Regions from separate parts of the Homo sapiens genome. Here region 2 is linked to region 1. A link is a contact called in ENCODE Hi-C or POLR2A ChIA-PET data. All regions are on one chromosome and are shown on one strand. Each heading gives the region's core, a stretch centred on a gene start or an enhancer-like site at or near the end of the contact. The rest is flanking DNA. Distances are from core to core; before and after follow the strand shown. Region 1 overlaps KLHL6 (kelch like family member 6). Region 2 overlaps DCUN1D1 (defective in cullin neddylation 1 domain containing 1).

Region 1 (4,782 bases), core at 563-3,062:
AACCCTAACCCCTAATGTGAATGTATTAGGAGATAAGATTTTTAGGAAGTAATTAAAGTGAAATGAGATCATAAGGGTGGATCTCAATTTGATAGGATTCGTGTCCTTATAAGAACAGAAAGAGAGATTCCACACCCACCTCACCACTCCTGCTCACGCACCGAGGAAAGGCCATGTGAGGACACAGTGAGAAGGTGGCCGTCTGCAAGCCAGGAAGGGAGCCCTCACCAGAAACCAGATCATGCTAGCAACTTGATGCTAGACTTCCAGACTCTATAGAAGTGTGAGGAAATAAACATTTCTGTTGTTTAAGCCACATAGTCCATAGTATTTTGTTATGGCAGCCCAAGCTGACTAATACTGGCAGTCTGTATCCACCCCAGACCCTTGTAGTTCACAAACTAGCAAGGGCATTGATGCCCAAATAACAGTCTACGAGGGGCCATAAGAGACCTACAAAGTGCTGTGGAGGCCAAGAATGGCTACTCATAGAGAAGGAAAATTCTGAAATGTGAAGATTATGGATAGGATTTCTAGGTAACAAGCACAGTGAGTAAAGCCATAAAGATGCAAGGGCATGAGGCATGAAGAGAAACTAGCAGACATGTGATTCAGTTGAAGCTCAGGGGACAGGAGAGGGATGAAACAATGGTCTGGAAAGATAACCTGGATCCTGCTTGTGGAGGGCACTGAAGGCAGGATAGGGAGTTAGGTTTTCACTCAGTGAGCAATGGTGAGCCGTTGAAGGTTGATGAGCAAAGGCAGGACTCAAAGAGAACATTTTAAGCACATGTGTTCTCACTTTTGTTTGCAGGTGATGGGTGCCACTAGAGTCAAGTATCAGATGAACCCATAAAGAGCTGGGAGGCTTGTGACAATGTCAAAGCCTTTTCTCAGAAAATGTACTAATTGAGGCAGTAGCCACACCGCTAGGGAACATCTCCAAACATTAGTCACTGGACTTTCTAAGCTACAGACACATGAACAGGTTAGGGAGCCGTTATCTCCCAGCCAAGTCACTGAAATGCAAAGGCCCTGGGTGGAGCTCTGGTGATGTAATTCCAAACGCTCGGACTTCCATCTCAACACGGAGGGGATTACACCTCTAAGTCCTGCCCCTCCTCTCTATCCCACACTTCCTATTTATCTCTGGAAATCAATCATCAGTTCTTTCCTTCCTTCCTTCTTTCCTTCCTTCCTTCCTTCCCTCTTTCTTTCTTCTTTCTTTCTCTCTTTTTCTTTGTTTCTTCCTTTCTTCCTTTCTTTCTCTTCCTTCTTTTCCTGGCCTCAAGTGACCCTCTTCCCTCAGGCTCCCCAGTAGCTAGGACTATAGGCACCCACACCCAACTTTTTTTTTTTTTAATTTTTGTAGAGACAAGGTCCCACTCTGTTGCCCAGGCTGGTGGTGAACTCTGGGGCTCAAGAGATCCTCCTTCCTCAGCTTCCCAAAGTGCCAAGATTACAGGCATGAGCCTCCGTGCCTGGCCACTCATCCATTTCTTTACCCCTTTTCCTAATCTGCAAAACAAAGGTAACTGTTTATGGCTTCCCAGAAACATTCAAAAGTCAAAAGACTTCCAGAGAGAGAACGAGAGAGAGACAGAGATACAGAAAATCACTAGACACTTGACTTGCTGACTTTTTGGACCTTTTGTTTTAGTCAAGGTGATCGTCCCCCCTCTGTCCTTCCGCCTCCGTCCTTCCCCCTCTGTCCTTGTTGTTTTAATCAATGGTAACCCTCCTAACCTTTCCTTCCCTCCCCTCTTCTCTTTTCCCTCAGCTGGCCTCTTTCTCCTCACAAGAATATGGTAATAAGAAAGAAAGAACGAAGGTGAATTCCGGGGCCTCTGTAAAGTGAAGAAATCCCCGCCCAGAGCTGGGGGAGCCGTGATGATATCAGAGCAGGTGACCAATTTACAGACCAGTTTCCTCAGCCACAAACCCTCTTGACCAGCAGCACAGAGCTGTCTGCAGAACCGTAATCACCAGCCTTTAAAAGTACTTTACTTTTAAAGTACTTTAAAAGTACTTTACTTTTAAAGTACTTTGTACTTTTAAAGTACTTTAAAAGTACTTTAAAAGACATTACTTTAAAAGTAATGTCATATAGGGCTTGCCTCGCTGCCTCCTGATTTTATAAAGAATCTGCTCTCAGAGACAGCCTATGATTTCTTCTCAGCTCAGCATATCTTCCCTGGAGGAGTTGGAAGATCACTCTCTAAGCCTCCCTTTGTTGGAGTGTCCAGAGCAAGGCTGCCCAATAGAAATGTAATGTGAGTCATCTATAGCATTTTACAGTTTCTAGTCACCACATTTTTTGTTTGTTTGTTTGTTTTTTGAGACAGAGTCTCACTCTGTTGCCCAGGCTGGAGTGCAGCGGCACGACCACAGCTCATTTCAGTCTCCATCTCCAGGGCTCAAGTGATCCTCCTGTCTCAGCCTCCCAAGTGGCTCGGACTAGAGGCATGAACCACCATGTCTGGCTAATTTTGCAATGTTTGTAGAAATGGGGTTTCACCATGTTGCCCAGGCTGGTCTCAAACTCCTGGGCTCAGGCGATCCACCCACCTCGGTCTCCCAAAGTGAGGGATTACAGGCATGAGCCCCACCATGCCCGGCCCCATTTTTAAAAAGTAAAAAGAAAAAAATAAAAGTCAACTTTAATAACATATCTTATTTAACCCAAAATATACCTGAAATATCATTTCAACACGTAAGAAATATTTTAAAATGACTAATGCGATAACTTACATTCTTTTTCTCATACTGTGTCTTCAAAGACCATCATATATATGTATGTATATATGTATATATGTATGTATGTATGTATATATGTATGCATATATATACATATATATATATATATATTTTTTTTTTTTGAGACAGAGTCTCTCTCTGTTGCCCAGGCTGGAGTGCAGTGGCACAATATCGGCTCACTGCAGCCTCAGCCTCCCGGATTCAAGCGATTCTCCTGCCTCAGCCTCTTGAGTAGCTGGGACTACAGGCTCATGCCACCACGCCTGGCTAATTTTTGTATTTTTAGTAGAGACGGGGTTTTACTATGTTGGTCAGGCTGGTCTCAAACTCCTGACCTTGTGATCTGCCCGCCTCAGCCTCCCAAAGTGCTGGGATTACAGGCGTGAGCCAACGTGCCCAGCCTTATGCGTATTTTATACTTAAAGCATCTCAGTGCAGAGTAGGCACAATTCAAATGCCCAACAGCCACATGTGGCTAGTAGCTACCATATTAGACAGTGCAGCTCTTGCCATCAGTCCTGAACTCAGGTGTTGGGGTCACCCAGACCTACAGTCATCTCAGGAGGCAAAGCAAATTTCACCCTCGTGAATGTCATATAAATAAATATATGGGAAACAGGAAGTTCAGCAGGACAGGGTGGGCACTAATTATGGGGTCAAATAAGCTTCATATAACTGAGGCAACACATCTCTAGAGACCCACCAACATGACATTTAGAAATGTTATTTCACCCGGACTGTGACTTGAAGATTAGTGAGAGGTTAATTTGGTTGAATCTGTATAATCAAGTCTAAAGGAGGGATGTTCCAATGGTTTAAGTTAATGCTTTGCACTCCAAGGAGCTCCTAAATGAAGTCAATGTGTTTCCCATGTGACATATTATTGGGCTCTCTAGGGTCATCTGGACTCTTAATTGGGCTGTCACTGCTAGCCACGGCTTCCGAATTCTTTTTGAGACGAGTCTCGCTCTGTCGCCCAGGCTGGAGTGCAGTGGCACAATCTCTGCTCACTGCAAGCTCTGCCTCCCGGGTTCATGCCATTCTCCTGCCTCAGCCTCCTGAGTAGCTAGGGCTACAGGCGCCCGCCACCACGCATGGCTAATTTTTGTATTTTTAGTAGAGATGGGGTTTCACCACGTTAGCCAGGATGGTCTCGATCTCCTGACCTCATGATCTGCCCCCCTCGGGCTCCCAAAGTGCTGGGATTACAGGTGTCAGCCACTGTGCCTGGCCCCAAATTCTTGTTTGGAATCACAGTCACTTAATAACATGCTGCCCCAGCTCAGCCCATGTCTGACCGGGCATCTGGATTCCCTGCAAGCAGACCCCCTCTGCTAGTGACGTAAGGGAACAGGGGGGCAAGACAAGGGGGGGAGGAAGCCCAGCAAGACAAAAGTCATGCAAAAAGTGGCTTCAGCCTGATCCTGCAGGGACCTCTGGAAAAGACACTTCTGAATTGTCCCACCAGGAGGCAAGGGCCGTGATACTCTCTGACCACACTGACTGTCTTTGGTTACAGGCCATCCAGGAGTAGGTAAATTCTCCAGCACATCTGGCTTTGTGTATGTGTGAGTTTGCATGTGCACAAGCCAAGGGACTTCCGGGAGCCTGGGGAGGGCAGGGGAAAAAGAGCAGCCACCTGGCTGTTGGCAGGCAGAGGAGGGACTGGTGTCTAGTCTGACCTCTGATGCTCACTCATTGTGTGACTTAGTGCAAGTGAGTGAACCTCAGCTTCCTCATCTGTAAAATGGTATAATAGTCCCCACCTCAGTGAGCTGCACAGAAGAATAAGCAAGATGAAGTACACCAAGGCGTTAGCACGATACCTGGCACCTCGTCAGCACTCAATCAGGGAAAGTATTTTGGACCAAATCAGAGGAATCTTGGAAGGTTGGTAGGAGACACTTAGGGGTAAGTGGACCAAGCACCACACTGACTCACAACCCTTATCTCTTCAGCATTTGGCCGGGTGCGTATCAGGTAACTGCGTGTCTGACTTGCTGCATTGCTGTCGACCATGCATCC
Region 2 (4,878 bases), core at 2,049-4,548, 560 kb before region 1:
ATTAACAGGTGTTTACTGCAGTCCTAATACCCACTATAAAGGATATGGCGTGGGAAGAGGGGGGATCCTCCCTCCCCAACACCACCTACCTTGTTTTCTTGCTGTTTTTACCAAATAGGAGAAAGCAATAAAATAGGAGTATTCGACATTTCTCCTAGTTGTATCCAGGAACCAAGAAAATTATCAACAAAATTTCCTCATATCCTATCAAAATAATTTTTTTTTCTTTTTCCCCTGAAAGAATCACTTCATTCCCTTAGCCAGAGCCTAGCAGAGACCCTTGGTCTCTCCAAACAGCCCTTCTACTTCTTCTCAGAGAGGGGAAGAGGTGAAGAGATAATCACCTCTTCTCACTTGCTGCACATTGTCAAGGATTCATTTCTCATCTGACCTAAACCCACAGGAAAAGAAGGCAGGATACTCTCTCCCAGTATCAAAGACCATGTTCTCCCTTCCCTCTCACCCAAGCCGGCCTCCTAGCAACTGCAGCCTCACCACTGTTACTCTTCCTCCTCCCAAGCTCCAATACCATCTTCTAGCAAAATACTTGGGTTCTTCCTAAGCTACTATTGTAAATGAAGAGGGAAAACTTGAGGTACTCATGAATAGACACAATATTCTGTGGTTGGCTGGGCACAGTGGCTCACGCCTGTAATCCCAGCACCTTGGGAGGCCCAGGCGGGAGGATCACCTGAAGTCAGGAGTTCAAGACCAGCCTGCCCAACATGGTGAAACCCCGTCTCTACTAAAAATACAAAAATTAGCCAGGCATGGTGGCAGGTGCCTGTAATCCCAGCTACTCGGGAGGCTGAGGCAGAAGAACTGCTTGAACCCGGGAGGCAGAGGTTGCAGTGAGCCAAGATCACATCATCACACTCCAGCCTGGGGGACAAGAGCGAGGCTTCACCTCCAAACAAACAAACAAAAAAACTATATATATATATATATATATATATATATATTTTCTGTGGTTTAAGCAACACATTTGAGAGCCCCAGATTCCCTCATCTGGCCCAAACAGACAGATCGTAAACATCAACTTCCAGATTAGACAGATCAGAGAACCTTAACCAGAAGGTTAAGGCATTTGTTCAAAAAAATCACTCAGGTTGTTATTAGTAGAAATGAGACAAGAACAAAGAGGTCTCATGAATCTGAGTAATCTTTCCATAAATCATACTGCTTGCTGTACATATTTACATAGCTTTTGAGATTTTACAACATACTTCTACCGATCACAGTAAAAACAAGACTATGCAAAATCAAATATGAAAACTAGCCCTATTTCCCTTTTTCTTGCAATATGAAAAATATCTATGCTCTAGAATCTGATGTCAGCCACACTCCTCTCTTTGTAAATATGTTACTGTTAGGATTACAGATTAAAATCTCAACCTCTGTACTCCACTAAAATTAAGAAACTATAAATTCACTACTCTTCTGCTACTTCACTAGTAACTCTACAACATCTGCACATCAGATAAGTCATATCCCATTGCAAAACACATCCCTCAAGTGTCTAGGATTCTTCCCTTTTGAAAACTATCTCCTCCTTGAGATTTACTGTTCAATGACAACAAACTCACAATGAAATCAAATGCCAAGGAAGAGAACTGTCCTAATTTTGCTTAAATGAAAGTTAACAAGGAAACCATTTTGATTCCAACTTTTGTTACTGAAATTTATTTTAAAACTCAGTATACCTTTCTCCCTTGAGTGACAGAGTACCCTAACATGTTTTAATCCTCCTCTGAGGAACAAAGTAAAGTACCAAAGGATCACTGTGACTGTCAGTGACCACTGCACAATGGTGCAGGAAGTGTTGGAGATTAACCTGCAAGTACACCAACCACAGACCATATCCTGGAAATTACGTAGGTTTTTTTGTTTTTTTAGAGACAGGGTCTCGCTATGTTGCCCAGGCTGGTCTCAAACGCCCGGGCTCAAGCAATCTACCTGCCTCAGCCTCCCAAAGTGCTGGGACTACAGGAGTGAGCCACTGTGCCTGGCCTGGAAATTACTTTTTAATTAAACCTGATATAACATATTGGCATAACTTTTCCCCCATCCTCCTAAAAGTTGGAAGTGGCAAAACAATCAGATTTGTCTGGGGTTTTATCATATAGTTTTAAATCCAGTGCTCTGTTCCCTGCAGGGTCAATCACCTTTGTTGAAGGGAGGAAGGAAAAATCATAGCTTAAGTCATTTCTACAAGCCAAAAAGAACTATTCATTCTACTATACTATTCCTATCAAAAAGTAAGATAATAGAAGACCAGGGAAACAAAGATAAAAAACTGTCTTACCCACACCAACTAAAAACAAAATTATACAAATGAATTAATTCCATGTCATATCTTATTTGAAAAATGTTTATGTAATAAATGATATATATATATAAATGTAAACTTTTTTTTTTTTTGAGACGGAGTCTCGCTCTGTTGCCAGGCAGAAATGCAGTGGCACCATCTCAGCTCACTGCAACCTCCATCTCCCAGGCTCAAGCGATTCTCCTGCCTCAGCCTCCCGAGTAGCTGGGATTACAGGCACGCACTGCTGCGCCCAGCTGATTTTTGTATTTTTAGTAGAGATGGGGTTTTGCCATGTTGCCTAGGCTGGTCTTGAACTCCTGACCTCAGGTGATCCAACCGCCTCAGCCTCCCAAAGTTCTGGGATTACAGGCATGAGCCACCGCGCCAGGCCAAATGTAAACTATTTTAACTGGTTTGGTATAAATTTCCACTATATAGGGCAATATCAACATATTTGAAGAAACAGGGTGTACCTACCCACTTCCAACACCATAAAGGCTACTGAGTTCTACCAGGCCAAGAACTGACAGTACGGACTCCAGCTAAGCCAAGTGATATTGACAATCCCATTCCTATAAAGTCTGATAAGTACCCTCCACTTCTTACACTTACAATGCACTCTTACCACTTCTCTGTCAGCTCTCTGTTCCTAGAATACATTGTAACATTTGATTCCCTACTAAGGGAATTCAATTCTGTAGTCTCAAAGGCTATCCTAGAATAAAGCTGGAGTATACCTGACCAATTTAGGGGAGCTGTAACACTCCCATCCCCTTTTCCTAAGCCACAAAGGTGTACCAGGCAGTGTTCTGATTTTGACAGTATGGCACTAAAGATTTAAATTTTTATCAACACAAGGAAGAGAAAAAGGTGACTAACCAGAGAAGAATGATTTTATAGGGGATGAGAGGGTGGATAGAAAATTGAGGTGGAAGAAAAAACAGATGGATTTTTTCTCTGTTTCTACTACAAACCCAGTGGGGAACTTCCCAAGAGCAAAACCATGTGACAGCTACAATGATTCAGCACTCAAATGTAATATATGCCATTTATTTAAATACTTATTTAAAGGGAATAAACTAGAGTAATAATTAAATAAGATCAGGCAATATAATCTTCAGTATTCCAATGTTAAAACTACCTAGGTATTATCAAGTTTTCAAAGAAATGCAATAGTTGTAAGGCTGTAAAATGCATAAAACAGAATATATTTTGCTTTTTAACCCCAGCAAAAAAAGCAGGGGGGAGGAGAAATGCTATCTCTTGTAACAGAAAGCTAATTACAACGGTATCAAAGATTACCAAAATTAGAAATACTGTCATAATCTGAACAGTAAAATGAATTTATTTGTTCATCTTTCCAAAATATAACATGCCAAGTTATCAACACATATTGTTTTATTCTTAAATCTAGCATATTTGCATTATTTTTTTCACTCAAGAAATTCAAGAATTAAGAGAATCAGCCAGGTGCAGTAACTCACGCCTGTAATCCAGCACTTTGGGAGGCGGAGGCAGTGGGACTATTTGAGGCCAGGAGTTCAAGACTAGTCTGGCCTGGGTAACACAATGAGACTGTCGCTACAAAAATTTTTTTTAATTAGCTGGTTGTTGTAGCGCACACCTATAGTCCTAGCTACATGGGAGGCTGAGGTGGGAAGATGAGGATCACTTGAGCCCAAGAGTTCAAGGCTGCAGTGAGCTATGATAGCGCCGCTGCACTACAGCCTGGGTGACAGAGCGAAATCTTAACCCCCCAAAAAAAAGAAAAGAAAAGAAATTTAAGAATCACATTTTAAATAATAGTTTATCTGAAGAAAAAATAATAAAGTTTAAAAAGCCTTCCCATTAAAAGTATTTCCCCAAGGAAAAATAAACATGGAAAATGACTTTCTAGTCAACTAAGTCCTAACAATTGCAAAATAGAAGTAATTTTAATAAGTGATTTTTTAACAGCAAAAAAATAAGATCCATTTTATTATTTCCATTATCTTGAATTTTCACCTTCTCATCCTTAAGTTTATATTTCAGCCTGAACTTCAGAAACAGACACTTAGGCCTTTATATTTTTAAAGGAATTAATTTTCTAACTCAATTCTTGTTATCTCAGGATTTGATGAATCTAGCTCACAAAAGTCAATGCTTTCAAAATCAAAACACTTTTACGATCACCTATAATTCTCACTAAAAGCTCTGTATGTTGTTATGTAATTATCATATTGACAGTTTAACTTCATCTGAAATTTAGAAGAGCTAGTTTTAACTTTAGAAGATCATACTTTCCATACATAATACACGGTATTCAGCAGACATAGCAAAACGTTACCAATATCCAAAATCACTCACTCACAAAAGGCCCTCCAATAGACTACAGGTCCGAAGTCAAAAGTGCAGGAAAAATCAATTCAGCCAATGAGCCTACCTACAACTCCCAGAGCAGACTTTCACCTAGAAACAAAGTTCTACTCCAGGAAAGTCAGAATAGGAATCTAGGTAGGAGTAGCTCTATCTCTTTCCTTCTACCTGTACAGAGGCAATATAATATGATTCACTAGTGAAGAGTGCAG

Evidence for each region. Hi-C counts contacts between places; a loop is a spot of excess contacts on that map. ChIA-PET counts read pairs that join two places held with the same protein, here RNA polymerase II (POLR2A). Pooled maps may share reads with other maps.
Region 2: a pooled map shows a loop between it and region 1 (1.9-fold over the local background). The contact joins two enhancer-like sites. A Hi-C loop is called at or near these places in 1 of 37 single-sample maps with no recorded cell type and 2 of 50 pooled maps. POLR2A ChIA-PET finds 5 or more read pairs at or near these places in 1 of 52 experiments (GM12878).

Annotation. Positions count from the first base shown.
Region 1 is chr3:183,532,084-183,536,865 of GRCh38, forward strand. The region is part of intron 1 of KLHL6 (kelch like family member 6); the gene reads right to left. Among named protein-coding and RNA genes, the nearest start is that of KLHL6-AS1, 14 kb to the right of the region's middle. RefSeq lists enhancers at 814-1,073, 1,773-1,852. Within about 2 kb of position 1,813, at least 2 of the 41 ENCODE cell types and tissues checked have a DNase peak (open chromatin) inside an H3K27ac peak, as active enhancers do.
Region 2 is chr3:182,966,198-182,971,075 of GRCh38, forward strand. The region is part of intron 1 of DCUN1D1 (defective in cullin neddylation 1 domain containing 1); the gene reads right to left. Among named protein-coding and RNA genes, the nearest start is that of DCUN1D1, 12 kb to the right of the region's middle. Within about 2 kb of position 3,299, at least 6 of the 41 ENCODE cell types and tissues checked have a DNase peak (open chromatin) inside an H3K27ac peak, as active enhancers do.